3 separate regions of the Homo sapiens genome follow, and all the other regions are linked to region 1. The links are chromatin contacts, found by Hi-C or POLR2A ChIA-PET in ENCODE. All regions are on one chromosome and are shown on one strand. The core of a region is the stretch at or near the end of the contact, and the rest is flanking DNA. Distances in the headings are between cores, read along the strand shown. Region 1 holds the start of MNX1 (motor neuron and pancreas homeobox 1). Region 2 holds the start of ESYT2 (extended synaptotagmin 2). Region 3 holds the start of INSIG1 (insulin induced gene 1).

What was found. Hi-C counts contacts between places; a loop is a spot of excess contacts on that map. ChIA-PET counts read pairs that join two places held with the same protein, here RNA polymerase II (POLR2A). Pooled maps may share reads with other maps.
Region 2: a loop to region 1 is called in a pooled map, with 23 times the contacts of the local background. The contact joins the promoter of ESYT2 here to the promoter of MNX1 in region 1. A Hi-C loop is called at or near these places in 2 of 37 single-sample maps with no recorded cell type and 5 of 50 pooled maps.
Region 3: a map with no recorded cell type shows a loop between it and region 1 (19-fold over the local background). The contact joins the promoter of INSIG1 here to the promoter of MNX1 in region 1. A Hi-C loop is called at or near these places in 14 of 37 single-sample maps with no recorded cell type and 5 of 50 pooled maps. POLR2A ChIA-PET finds 5 or more read pairs at or near these places in 1 of 52 experiments (MCF 10A).

The regions. Positions count from the first base shown.
Region 1 is chr7:157,009,244-157,013,892 of GRCh38, forward strand. It overlaps MNX1 (motor neuron and pancreas homeobox 1), which reads right to left and starts at 1,420. Exons shown (of 3, transcript NM_005515.4): 1 at 417-1,420. The coding sequence starts at 1,107. MNX1-AS1 (MNX1 antisense RNA 1 (head to head)) reads left to right here and starts at 1,614. Exons shown (of 2, transcript NR_038835.1): 1 at 1,614-2,064. RefSeq lists silencers at 582-631, 642-711, 1,222-1,831.
Region 2 is chr7:158,826,934-158,831,582 of GRCh38, forward strand. ESYT2 (extended synaptotagmin 2) reads right to left here and starts at 2,576. Exons shown (of 23, transcript NM_001367773.1): 1 at 2,156-2,576. The coding sequence starts at 2,485. RefSeq lists enhancers at 1,350-1,419, 3,430-3,539 and silencers at 1,540-1,739, 1,820-1,869, 1,960-2,149, 2,200-2,299, 2,390-3,119.
Region 3 is chr7:155,296,628-155,301,276 of GRCh38, forward strand. INSIG1 (insulin induced gene 1) reads left to right here and starts at 1,251. Exons shown (of 6, transcript NM_005542.6): 1 at 1,251-1,332; 2 at 1,632-2,070. The coding sequence starts at 1,659. INSIG1-DT (INSIG1 divergent transcript) reads right to left here and starts at 2,353. Exons shown (of 2, transcript NR_183448.1): 1 at 1,524-2,353. RefSeq lists enhancers at 247-296, 2,707-2,776 and a silencer at 757-1,586.

The DNA of each region.
Region 1 (4,649 bases), core at 170-2,669:
CTCTAACGCCCCAGTGGGGGACCTGGCCCAAGTTCCTTTCCCCGGTGATAAGCCCTGACCCCCATTCCCGGGCCTGCCTAATTCAGGGCGCTCTCGGCTCGCCTTCCCCCGGCGACTTCCTTCTCCTGCAGCCTTCGGGTTAATCATTAGATCTCAGTCTCACACCTCCAACTGCCCCTTCCCGTTAAGAGAGGAAGAGAAGGCAAGGCCTGCGCATGGCCATTTTAATAATTCGCTGCCCGTCTCATGCCTGGGGGTCCGGGCGAGTCCTCGCAGGCCCCGGGCAGAGCCGAGGCGGCTTCGCAGCTCTTCCCCCGCTCGCTGGGAGCCAAGCGCAGAGAGGGGCAGGCGGTGCCGGTGGAGGATGCGCGAGGCCCTCCCGCCACGCGCATCCACGGGGGCCGCAGGGTACTCACAGTTGAAGTCGGGCATCTTAGGCAGGATCATGCCCGCGGTGGACGCGCGCAGCCACTGGTCCAGCTGGAAGGTGCCGGCGCCCAGCTTGATGGGGTCGGCGGGGTGCGCGGGGTGCGCGCCTTGCACCTGCGGGTACGAGTAGGAGAGCGCCGGGTGCTGGCCCGCCAGCGCAGCCGCCGCCGCCGCCGCGGAGTAGCCGTAGACCGGGTGGCCGTAGAGCGCCGCCTGCGCCGGGAGGCCCGCGCCGCCCTGCGCGCCCCCAGGGTGCAGCCCCAGCGCCAGGCCCCCAGCGGCGGCGGCGGCGGCGGCGGCGGCGGCAGCGGCCGCTGCGCCCGGATGCGCGTGGTGGTGGGGCCCCCCGTGCCCGCCGCCCGTGCCGCCGCCGCCGCCGCCCGCGCCCAGGAAGCCCGGCTTGGGCAGCAGCGCGCAGTGCGCGGCCAGCAGGCGCGGCGGCGACGGGCTCTCGGCGCGCAGGCGGTCGGCGGGCGCAGCCGGCGGCTCCGAGGACGCGGGGCTGCAGCTGCCGCTAGTCCCGCCGCTCGCCCCGCCGCCGCCGCCGCCACCTCCGGTGCCAGATGCGGCGGCGGCGAGCGACGTGACCAAGGCCAGCGGCGCGCTCTGCGCAGAGGCGGCTCGTGGGGGGTCCACCGCCAGCAGGGCGTCGATGCGGAAATTTTTGGATTTTTCCATCGGCTCGTTTGGGGCTGGCGCTCAGGGCCCGGTGGCGGGCGACGCGGCCGTGTGCGGGCTCGCGGAGTCAGTGCGTGCGGTGCAAGCCCGGGGGCTCGGTATTGTTATGGTGGTTATTTGCCAATAATCAAAGTCGCCGCCGGAAACTCAGCCGAGGGTGACCATGGTCCCGGCGCCTCCTCCGTGCGGGCCCCGCCCCGGGCCGCGCTCGCACAAACTCCCACGCGAGTGCTTCCCCGCGTCCGGGCCCGGGAGCCCGGTTCTTTGCGCTGCAGCCCTCAGGCGACCGCGCGGAGGCCGCTGCCGCCGTGGTGGGGACCCGCGCCCCTCCGCGCACTTGAAGCTCAGCGCGGCTTCCGATTGGCGCGCGCAGCGGGGGCCCGGGGAGGGCCGCGGGCTCCGCCATTGGCCGAGGGGCGCACCTGTCACCGTCCCGGCCGCCCGCCGCCCCGCCCCCGCGCCGCGAGGTCCTAAGCAGCCCGGGCTGTTGCGCGGCGCTGGCGGGCGGGGACACCAACGGGGAGTGGATACTCCGAGGCTCAACCTGGGGCCTCTGCCCGCCCTCCCCTGGGTGCGGAGCCGGACGGCGGGCACTGGCAACCCCCGGGCCCCTGGAGAGCCCCGCGGCGGCCCAAGACCCGCTCCCGAGACACGTGGGCCCCTCCGGACTTGGTTGGTCCCTGGAGCCAGCTGCGCGCGTCCTCTCCGGCCTCCTTGTCGGCGCTGGAGTGGGTCCACGTCTGCCTTGCGGAGCGCGGTGGTTCCACGCTCCTGAGCGCCCACGCTGCGCAGACCTGGCCGCTCTGCGAGGCGACGGCAGCGCACTGAAGACCGTGGTGTTTCCCAAGCCCTCCCTGCTCTCGGGCCTCCAGGGCGCAGCAGGGGAGGGTTTTGTCCCCGTGGCCAAAGCTCTGCAGGTCGAACCTTATCTGCTATGGGAAGGCCCCGCATTTTCAGGTGTGTGTGCGGGGGTGTGGGGGTGTAAACGCGCATGTGAGTGTGAGTTTGGCCTCCACGAATCCTCTCTGGGAGCCCCTGCCCCAGTCAAGGCGGAGACGGTAGATCTGGGCGCTCTGGCCTGCAGAACCCAAGTCGGCTTGCAGACGTCGCCCACGTGCCTGCTCAGTGGAGCGGGTCCTCGGTGACAAGGCTCTTCCTCGCTGCCGAGGGATGCCCATGGGCTTGCGGGAGTCAAGGCCCACACACCTCGGCCCTGAAAAACCCGTGGGGCCCGGCATCCTTCGGAAGCCCTGCCGCTGCGACCCCCGGCCAGTCCCCGGGCAGGAGCGGGGAAAGGCTATGTCTCTCGTGCTGCCGGGGCCTCCTGGGAAGTGGAGAGGAAAGGGCTTCCCGTGAGTGAGCGAGGCACGGAGTGAGCATCCAGGTCTCACCCCTCCCCCACACGCACACTTCAAATATTTACAGTAAAACCACTTCCAAGGGCGTTTTTGAAGCTGAAAGAATCCACACAGGGGTCGGGAAGTCAAGCGGCATCAACACCAGGCTTTGTCAATAGCGCCATTAGACCCAGTTATCTTCCCCAGCAAGCGTGAGAACTGGGAGGGAGTTCCAGGTTCCAGGGCTTGCTATGCAGGTGAGAGGTGAATAAAGGACCGGAAGGGGCTGTGGAGAGGGGAGAGAGCCAAAGAGAAACTCAGTGCCAGGTAAACTTCAAAATTAGCACGCCAGGTTGCTACAAGAGGGATTTTTAAAAAGGCAAATATAGAGACCTTGCCACTTCTCCTCAAAAGGCTTTTGACCTAGGCGAGAGTTGATGACAGTGACTCTGTTGCCATGAGTGGTATCGTTTTCATTATAACACAGGGTAGTTCCCAGATGCACAGGACTGGTTGGAAGGTTAGGAGGATGGCAATGGATGAGTAACTGCAACTTGGAGTAAATGTGATCTGGCTTTGCAGAGCCGACCACTGGTAAAAAGAAATCCCAGGCATTCACATGGAGTTTGTCGTGCCTTTAGATGTCTTTGTGGTGACACAAATGCAGTTCTACCTCTCACTGGAGAGAGGGAAACACGCGCATTTCTTGAACACCTACTATGTGCTATGAGCTTTCTGCAATTCTCATCCGTAATCTTCACTATGACACTAGAAGGAAGATTTTTATCATCTCCGTATCTCCATTTTCTTTTCTTTCTTTTTTTTTTTTGTATTTTTGGTAGAGACGGGGTTTCACCGTGTTAGCGAGGATGGTCTTGATCGCCTGACCTCCTGATCCGCGCGCCTCGGCCTCCCAAAGTGCTGGGATTACAGGAGTCAGCCACCGCGCCAGGCGCCCCCCACTTTTTTTTTTTTTTTTTGAGATGGAGTTTTGTTCTTGTTGCCCGGGCTGGAGTGCAATGCCATGATCATGGCTCACTGCAACCTCCATCTCCCAGGTTCAAGCGATTCTTCTGCCTCAGCCTCCCCAATAGCTGAGATTACAGGCATGTGCCACCAGGCCAGGCTAATTTTTGTGTTTTTAGTAGAGATGGGGTTTCACCATGTTGGTCAGGCTGGTCTCGAACTCCCGACCTCAGGTGATCCACCCACTTCAGCCTCCCAAAGTGCTGGGATTACAGGCATGAGCGACCGTGCCCGGGCTATCATCTCCATTTTCTAGAGTACAAGTTCAGAGAGTTTGGGATCCTTGTTCCCAGCAGACAGTTTGGCCTTAGAGCTGGGAGTGGGACCAGGTCTGATTGCAGAGGCCACACTGTTCCCACCCTGCTGCCCTCAAAGCTTTCAGGTACACCTAGCCCTGAGTCCCCATCCCATCTGTTTCTTTTTGGGGAGGGAAGGATTGTAAAGGAGACCAGAGATTCTTAGCCACCTGTCCCAGGCAGGAAGCCCTAGCTGTGACTCTGCCTCCCCAGGGTAGAGAACACAGCCTTGGCCTCCTCCTCCAGGGGTTTGGCACCAAGGCTGACTTGCCTTTCTCTTCTCATCACCCCCATCTGCTGGGGGCAGATTGCTTGGTCCTGAGGTCAATGATTTAGGGAGCTGGGGGAAGGGAGTGGCTGCAGAAGAAATCTCCCAGGATGGACCTTGGAGAAGATGCTGTTCCTCTCTCCAACCAAAAATACACACTGCCAGGGTGATTTTAGTTGGTGATGGGGTGTGTAGTCTAGACTCATGACATCAGCCATCTCCTTCAACAAAATCACAGTGGGTGTTTTCTGGCTTTTTTTTTTAACTCCTAGAGGAATTAATTTCACCCCTTTTTGTTCTGTAATAACCATGGTCCAAAACCCCTTCACACCCTGTCTCATGTTTCTATTCTGCCTGAGACCTGCTGAGGACACCTCCCTGAAAACACAGACAGGACAACACGTGTGCAGGTCCTTCAGGTGTCTGTACCACCTGTGGGGCTGTGCAAGGCTGTCCGAGGAGGCCTAGCCTAGCAGCCCTGCGTCCTGTCCGGACCGCCCCTCTGGCTGAGGTGCCATTTCAGGAATCTGAAGCTCCTTATCTCGATGGATTTGTTTCTTTGTCTACAGAAGCAGGGGTTGGACCAAATGGACTCTAAGGAGCTATAGGGCCTTA
Region 2 (4,649 bases), core at 1,326-3,825, 1.8 Mb after region 1:
GCAGGCGGAACACAAGGTCAGGAGTTTGAGACCAGCCTGGCCAACATGGTGAAACCCTGTTTCTACTAAAAATACAAAGATTAGCTGGGCGTGATGGTGCACGCCTGTAATCCCAGCTACTCGGGAGGCTGAGGCAGGAGAATCTTTTGAACCCTGGAGGCGGAGGTTGTAGTGAGCCGAGATCACGCCATTGCACTCCAGCCTGGGCAACAGGGAGAGGCTCTGTCTCAAAAAAAAAAAAAAAAGAAAAGAAAAAGAAAATCTGTGTTTCACAAAGATTTTTAACAAGCAAATTTGATATTAGCCAATAACCAAGTATCTATGAAAGTCAGCATCATCACTTCCTGCAAATTTCAGCACTGATAACATTGCTATGTTATCAATATAACATAGCAATGGATGCTAATGGACTCTGTTTTTAGCTACTTTTTAGTATTATGCATCTTAGTGTAATATAGACACAAAACGTCACTTTAAAGTCCTTTTCCATTTCCAAAGTGCACCTCCTCTGTTCTTAGTTTTCCCCACCTCGGTTCCTCTTAACTTCCTTTTTCTACACACCCCTCGGTTTTTCCCGCCGCTAGCTAAAAGCTGCACCATGCCAGTTACCTTGGTTCTCCAAATATGACTCCCTCATGCTCACCACGCATCGGCAGAACTGTACATTCCCAAGCTCCTTACATTATATTCTTACTCCAGTTGCAATATGACGTCACAAAGTAGCATCTACTACCTTCTTCTTGTCTTGGGCACGCCTCCTTTCTAATTCTTGTTTGCCATCTGTGTCATGCCTTACTTCTCAGGTGTCTCATGACTGGAAACAGGGACTTTTCTCCTCTAAGAGAAAATGACCCTTCCGAAACCCACTGCTGGTCACCTTCACCCCAAAGTTTATATTAAGCCTAATGGAAGAATCATTAAAATCCTTTCTTGCAGTGTGAAACTGTGAAGCCAAGTCATGGCTAAGAAAGAATTAGGGAATGACAAGAAAAAGATTTGAAGCCAACTCTTCGTGTCTATAGTCCATAAATATACGAGGTAGAGAACTGCCGGGTTAAAAATAAAATAATACCATGACTCTTGTTATTGCTGCAACTCTTCCAAAACTTCCTGCCACACACACACACATTCACACTGGATTCAGGTCGATCCCATATAAAAATGCTCAGTCTCACAATTATACTTGCAAAAAAACTGAAACAATCTTTCAATTATCTAATATCTCCACATCTTTCGAGAGACACTTACTGCCCTTGAAATGCGTCAGAAACAACCAAGACACGAGTGCGTCTTCTCCCGGTAGAAGAAAAAGTTAACTTCTCCCCCACCAGCTGTCATTACGTTTTTTAAAAAACAGAGAGAAGGAAAAGCTGAAGCCACCCGGAGCATTTCCAGGCCGGCAGGGCTTTGGGAATGCGCACGAGAATCGCGCTGGGCGCTCTGAGAGCAGAACCGGCCGCTCAGGCCCCTAAGGAGACCCCGCGGGCGGCACCAGGAGGAAGCGCGCGCTCCGGGCAGGGCCGCGGCCGAAGAGGGGGCGCCAAGCCCGGTACCTGCCGCTGGCGCTCGGGGTCTGCAGGCCGGGGGAGGGAAGCGGGCTTTGTGAAGAGGGGTCTCCGAGAAAGCCGCGCGGGACGGCGAGGGGAGGCTTCACGAGGGCAGACGCGCCCCGGACCCGGAGCCTGGGCGGGCGGGGAAGCGGAGAAGGGGACGCCCGACTTGGACGGAGGGAGGGCACGGAGCACTCAGGACTAGGGCGGGAGCGGCGAGCAGCGGGCGGCGGCCCCAGGCGGACAGGTTCGCAGGGAGTGGGCCGGAGGCCGGGGCGGGGCTGGGGTCTGCACTCGCCCTAGCGGGCAGGTCGCCAGCAGGCTGGGAGTCGGGGCCGGGGGGCGGGGCGGGGTCTGCACTCACCTAGGTTGGCAGGTCGCAGGAACCGGCCCGGGGGCCGGGGCTGGGGTCTGCACTCGCCCAGGCGGAAGGGAAGCGCCTGCCTGGACCGGGGTGGGTGGGGGACTACGAAGGCGGGAGCCGGGGCAGGGCTGGGGTCTGCACTCACCCAGGCGGCAGGTCGCGGGGAGGGGAGTGCCTGCCTGGACGAGGGGAGATCGGGACTGGTGGTCAGGGGTCGGGACGGGCAGGGGTCTGCACTCACCCAGGCGGGCAGGTCGCAGGCGCGCACCCCCAGGCGCACGACGCGCTCCTCGTCTTCCAGCAGCGCCAGCGCGCGGCACAGGCGCAGGGCCTTGAGGCCGCGGCTGCGGCGACACCAGGCGAGCAGCGCGAGCGCGAGGAGAACCCAGCTGAAGCTGAGCCCCAGGTAGCCCAGCGCGTACACGGGCAGCAGCAGCGCGAAGCTCCGCGCCAGCTGCGCCAGCAGCCCGGGCAGCTCCACGCTCAGCACGCCCCCGGGGTTCTCAGGCGCCGCGCGGCCCCCAGCCCCGCCGGCGCCCGCCTCCGGGCCCTCGCCCCGGGCGCCGCTCATCGCCCCGCAGTGCCGCGCTGCCCTCCCGGCCGAGGCGGGCTGGGTGCTCGCGCTGATCCCGGGCGGCTCAGCCCCGCGCCAGCGCCCCTCTGAGGGGACGCGGCTCCGCCGCACGCCCGCCTCCGCCCGGGACGGTGGCGTCATCACGCGGGGCGGGAGCGGCGTGGGCCTGGGGCTGGCACGTCACCGGGAGCGGGCGGGGTGGATACTGACGTCATCGCGCGGGGCGGGCCGTGGGCCGGGTCGGAGACTACTGGAGTGGGCCGGGCAGGCGCACGACGTCATCACGCGAGCGTTGTGTCTCGGCTGGCGGGAGCCGGGGACGGGAAAGGAGAGTGCTCGGTGCGTGGGCTGGGCGTGCCTGCGTCCCCTCGAGCCCCACGGGGCACCCTCCCCACTTGCCTGTGGCCTCGGAGCCCGCGGGCGGTTTTGGCTCGGCGTCGCGCCCCGAGGCGGCTTCCGGGTGCGTGGCTGCGCTCGCCGAGGCCCGGGAAGTTGCCGTCGTCAAACCCAAAGGCTGACCGCCTCTGGGAGCTGCTGGCAAACGTGGGGGTGCGCGGCCGCTGAGCGCAGCCGGGGTGGCGGTGGGATGAGAGGGCGGCGTCCCTGTTTGCGGTCATTTTGCGGCCAGGAGGACGGGTGAGAGGGCGCCGCCCGCCGGAGGTCGGACGGGCGCCGCTGGCGGGAGTCCTCCGGTATTTTTCGGTGTGAGGTTGCCTAGCCAGTGTGCAAGGTTGTGGCTTTTGCGGAGTCTCTCGGGACGGTCTTGTTATCGGGCATTCCGGCGTGAGAACGCTGCCTCTGGGGCCCTTCCCACCCTGCTTGTCAGGGTTTTAAACACAAACGACTCCGTTGTGACCTTGACAACTCTCACACAGTTCAGTTGGCTTTTAAGATGCCTTTAATCCCAAAAGTCCTCCCTGAGGGGTCTGGTAGTGCCGGGCAAAGACCACCGCAAGCGCCCAAGGGACGCTGTTGACACTCGGGAACTCCACCCCGGGCACCACGCAGCTTCGCCGAAGGTGTTAATATTGTGGCCAACTATGAATAGCTGTTTCAAACGACTAATTTTGGGCCTTTCCTGTGATTCCTGAGGTCACTTTTCAGTTAACTCAAAAACACAACTATTGATCACTTTACTTTCCAGTGAATTCAATCGAGTTAATTATATTTGTTCTGTAGTTTCTTTCAAGGAAACTCCAAGCCAAACAGTAGCAAAGAACATCCTACTTGACTGTTTTTGAGCATATTCAGTGAATTCCAAGGAAATTTTTACTGAATTTGTAACAGAGTAGGGCACTGGCAGGTACTGAATGAATAAACAAATGCCCAGAAGAAGCAGGGTCACCTTTACATAGGAATCTGTCTCCCCTCGTTCCTGCGTCTTCATAATTTTGTGTGCATATGTATGTGGAGATTATATCACATATGTAAAACATTGCAGAGTCTAAACTCTCAACTCCAGGCAAGGGCAGTAAACCCCAAGCAAGGAATGGAAGTGGTTTCCCTTTTCTTACTCTTCACAGTCCCTGGTTTGCTGCAGCAACAAATTATATTATGTAGATTGTAAATATGCAACCGGTTAATGCTCCTAACACCACCTTTCATTCAAAACTAAGCCTCAACACAAAAGCAAGTAATTGCTTTGTTGACACAGAAAGGAGCCTGAGCCTTTCTTTTGCAGCTTTCCTCTACTGGAAAATTGTAGGATCACATCCTACAAAGACTTGCATAAACATAAGCCACGTAAAAAATTCTGTAATCCCAGCACTTTGGGAGGCCGAGGAGGGCAGATCACGAGGTCAGGAGATCAAGACCATCCTGGCCAACATGGTGAAACCCCGTCTCTACTAAAAATAACAAAAAATTAGCCGCGCATGGCGGCGCGCACCTGGAGTCCCAGCTACTCGGGAGGCTGAGGCAGGAGAATTACTTGAACCCGGGAGGCGGAGGTTGCAGTGAGTCGAGATCGCACCACTGCACTCCAGCCTGGGCGACAGAGCAAGACTACGTCTCAAGAAAAAAAAAAAAATCCTGTGCCATGTGCCATCCAGTGGTTGACCCAAGGATGTAAACTAGATTGAAGAGAAGTTTCCATGTTGCATACCAGTCAGCCCAAGTGTCCTCAGCTTCCCTCTGTGTGAGCCCCGGGTTTCCAGCCCCT
Region 3 (4,649 bases), core at 1-2,500, 1.7 Mb before region 1:
ATCTACGTATCTGGTTGTGTGATCCTCAAGCACTTATGCAAGGTGGAGTGTAAACAATGGCCAAGACCCAAACTGCAATGTTCCCTGAAGTCCAACCTGCTTGGAGTCCTTGGGAACGTGTACAATGGTTAACAGGCTTGAGAGGAGTCAGCTGGGAGAGTGAGAGCGAGACTGCCCTGCAGAGGGGCCGCTGAGGATGGACCCCTGTAGGCCGTCCACACCCACCACGCGTGTCATCCTCAGGAAATGCAACCGGATGCTCGGAATTTCGCCCCTAAAGCGACTCAGGGCAGTCTCAGCTCAGGAAGACTTCTTTTTTTGACCTTCTGGCTTAAAGCCACAACCCCAGGCTGAGGATGCCACATCAACGGCGTTTCCTCGCCACGCTGCAGGCGTGACTCACGTTTCTAAGCCTGCAGGGTCCCCGGGCCAAGCGCGGCTACTGAGAGCACAGCGTCCTCCCTCAGCCCCTGCTCATCTGCACGGAGCAAAGCCGCAGCTTTCTCTGCTGTCAGCGCTTTATACGACTCGGATGTAGGCTCTGAGCGGGCACGGGCCCGCCCTCAGACGGCGACCCGAGGGGCAAACAGGATGGAGGCGCGCTCCCTTGGAGGCTGTGGTCTCGATTTTATCTGCTCCTGGGTGGTGCGGGTGGTTTGCTCTCTAGGCGTGAGCAAAGGCCACAAGGGGCCCGAAAAAATCACCCAAGGATGCAAGCCCGCCATTGCGCTGAGCAGGGGCCTCCCCGCCGCCAGAGCCCGCGCCCCTCCAGGGAGGCCCGCGCGATCGAGACCCGCCGCCTCCCGGCCAGGCGCGGGACACCAGGCGAGGGGAGCCAGGAGCCGGGAGGGGCGGCGCCGGGCCCGCAACCCCACCCTGTCCTGCCTCCGCCTCCTCCCGGCAGGACCGTCCCCTCCCAGGCCCCAGCTCCGCGGCCGCCCACTCGCAGCCGGCCAGTCCCGCTCGGGCCCGCGTGCCCCGCAGCCGCCACGCGCCCCGCAGTCCGTGCCGAGGCTCCCGCCCGAGTGCGCGCGGGCCGGCGGTGGCGTGTGCGCACGTCATATGGGCCGCCGGCCTCCCATTGGTTGCGGCCGCCTCACCAGACCGCGTGCGGACGGGCTCGCGGGCGGGGCGGGGCAAGCTCAGGCCACGCCCCTGGGCGGTGCGCGCGGGCGGTGGGTAGGCCGGGCAGGCTCACGTGATGCGGGCCCCGCGGCCCGCCATATAAACCCGCGCGCCCGCCAGGCGCTGCGGCCGTCCCGGGCCGTGACTCCTCCTTTCCCCCGCCCCGCCTCCGTTCGGAGAGCCGGCGGGCGGGCGCCTCTCGGCCAGGTACGCGGCCGGCTGGGATAGGGGTCGCGGGCGGGCTTTGGTCGCGCAGCAGCCGGTCCTCCCCGGAGGTAGGCGGGCGCGGGCCCTGTTGGGTCTTTGGGACGCGGGTCCCGCTGGGGCCGGGGATGCTGCTCGCTGTGAGCGCGGGTCCCGTCCGCCGCTGGCCCCGGGCGGGCGCACGGGGGTCTAACCTTGGGGGGCGGCGCTGCCGCCTGGCCCGGGTGCCGGGGTTCGCGTCCCGCGGGGCCTTCCTCGCTCTTTGTCTCTTCTGAGTGAACTTGATGACCCCCTTCTTCCAGGAAGCGCCTCTTGGACGCGTGTGACCGATGCCCAGATTGCACGACCACTTCTGGAGCTGCTCCTGTGCGCACAGCGCGAGGCGCCGAGGCCCCCCGCGAGCCAGCGCCGCGGGGCTGGCGGCCAAGGTTGGGGAGATGATCAACGTTTCCGTGTCCGGGCCCTCCCTGCTGGCGGCCCACGGTGCCCCGGACGCTGACCCCGCGCCCAGGGGCCGCAGTGCTGCGATGAGCGGCCCCGAGCCCGGCAGCCCCTACCCCAACACCTGGCATCATCGCCTGTTGCAGAGGAGCCTCGTGCTCTTCTCGGTTGGGGTGGTCCTAGCCCTGGTGCTCAACCTGCTGCAGATCCAGAGGAATGTCACTCTCTTCCCCGAGGAGGTGATCGCCACCATCTTTTCCTCCGCCTGGTGGGTCCCTCCCTGCTGCGGGACAGCAGCTGGTGAGTACCCCTCCTGGTTCTTCTGGAAGTAAAAAGGGTGTCTTTTCGGTTGAAAGTACTTTTCAGCCTATAAGAAACATGCATTTGAAACTGGAACTATCCACAGATTGAAAGTGTGCATCTCCAGTCTTGGGATTTAGAGAAATGAAGGAGGGGTAGAGAGGACCTGGCACCCCCGAGGGCGGGTTCGGGCCACAGCTCTCTGAAGTTTGAGGAAGCACAGTGATGGAGATGAGGCAGGGAGATAATTGGCTGTTCAAGCAGGTGCTGTGCCAAGCTGACTGAGGGCCCTTCCCTCCTGGCGTCCGGGTACAGCCCCAGCTGTCATCCCGCGCCAGCCGCCCCGGATTGGCCGCCTGGGGAACTGGTGAGCAGCGGGACTGAAAGGCCATTGGTCGCGGCAGCAAACATGCTACCCTGCTGGATAACTGAAAACAAACCCGTCACATGGGTTCAGGAGGCGGTTGCCAGGGGAGCAACTTCTCAGCACTTCCTTTTGCCGGGTCGCTGAGTAAACTGTGGTCTGAAGCCAAACCGCCTACACCCTGAACTGTTAGAGCTCTGTAGATTACGTTCTTAAGGAAAAGAGTAACCCCCTTACGGCGTTTAGATTTTCGTACACCCAAGCAGTAGCATAGATGCTGTACAACGTAACACTGAGTCAGTCTGAACTGTGGACACGGGGACTGCTGGGTGTGTGTACTAGACTTTCTTGGCTATCATTGAACCGCTTTTATAGAAATGTTGAGTTGATCTTGGCTCAGCAGATCACTTACTGCTCCTGTAGTCACACAGCATTTGTTTATTTAACGAGCTTGTCGGGTGCTTTCTGCAACCTCAACTCTATAAGCTGTTGAAATGTTAATCCAAAAGTGAGCACCACAAGCCCCTATCCTTAAGCAGCTTAGAGTCTGGTGGGGAAAACAAACCAGTATGTCAGTGACTCCAGTGCAGTGCAGGGAGCATCCTGTTTGCTTTGTGGCTGACGTTTGTCAGCTGACTGCTGACCATAGGCTTCAGATGCTTTGCTGTGTTCATTCCTTACAGCAATACCATGTGTAGCTTCATTTATAGATGTGGCAACTGAATCACAGGTGAAGTCACATCCAAGGGTGCGCAGGTAGAAAGGGGCCAAGCCATCGTTGGTAACTGCTCCTGCTGCCTTGGTAGGTGTGTCTCCTGCACTGTGGAAACACATTGCCTCAGTTGACTCACTGAAAACAGCAAGCAGCAGAGAGGTTTGTAGCAGATTAACAGAGGGCTCCGTGTTGAAGAACTAGGACAGGTGTCTGTAATTATTAAGTAGTGGGTAGAATGTTTTCATATTTGTTCTCGGAGGGACGGGATCCTCTTTCGTTTTTCGAAACACTTTATGTGGCTGTACTAATTGAACATTTTTTGAGAACTATATCTAGATTTAAAATTCCATGTTTCATATACATTTGGCAGAATAGTTTCTTTCCTTTAACCAAAAACTTGATCTTAGAAATGAAATAGTTTAGCCTTCAGTATTTGTAATTGGATCCTCAAGGGTTTCTAGGAATATCTGGACAATTTCTCATACTCTCATATTCTACTTTTTTTTAAACCATCAGCCAAGAGCATAAGTAAAATTTTTCATAGTATGTTTTTTACCTATTTATTTATTAAGCTATAGTGAAGTAAAGTTAATTTGGGGGGTCCATTTTTCAGAACTCCAAAATTAGAACCTGATGAAGTATAATAAATTGAAAACAACATTTTTTATCTGAATGTTTGATGCAAACTGTGTTTCTTGTTTCTCAGTTGAACCTAAAATGTATATTTCTTTCATACTACACTGAGGTGAAACAATTGCAGGGTTCTCAAGAGCCCTGGGACACAGTGACCCTTGTGTCCCAGCATCCAACCCCACGGGCCGGCACCCCACTCCCCCCTACAGACATTCATTCCTGCCTTCATCTTTGCCATTTTACTTCTCTTTTGGAATGCCATTCCTTCCCACCTGTCCAAATTCCAAGTTCGTGTCTATAAAGAATAACTATTCCAGACCACAGTGATCTCTTTCTCTGTGTCCCAGTTACATAATCCTTATAATTTTACACATGAGAAAACAAACATGCAGAGCCACGTCCCATCAGAGGGCAAGCTGGGATTTGAGGCTGAGTTTTCTCTTCTTGGTCTGGTGTTCTTTCCGCAGCTTGAGGCTTGACCATGCGGGAACCAGATGGAGAATAAGCGAAGCCTGTGTGGGGCTGTCTCGCCCCGTACTTGCCCATGTGCATGTGTGCACAGTAGGTGCTCAGTGCCTCGTACAGAACATGCTAGAACCCCCGAAAATCAACTCCAGGGCCACTCTAGGAGCATGTGACCCAGACTGTCAAAGTCACATCAGCAAATATGTATCTCATCACGTGCCCAGCCCCAGTACTGGGTGGTGGCAGGAGTGTCAGAGCTGTGATGTGACAGGGTGTGGACAGATGCTAACCTTTTTATTGTAAGATAGAAATCACACCGGATGAAAAGACAAGGTGAACTACATAGTCATTTAAGTTCTGTGTGCTTTAGGCAAATGTGGATATTAAATATAAGGTTACATA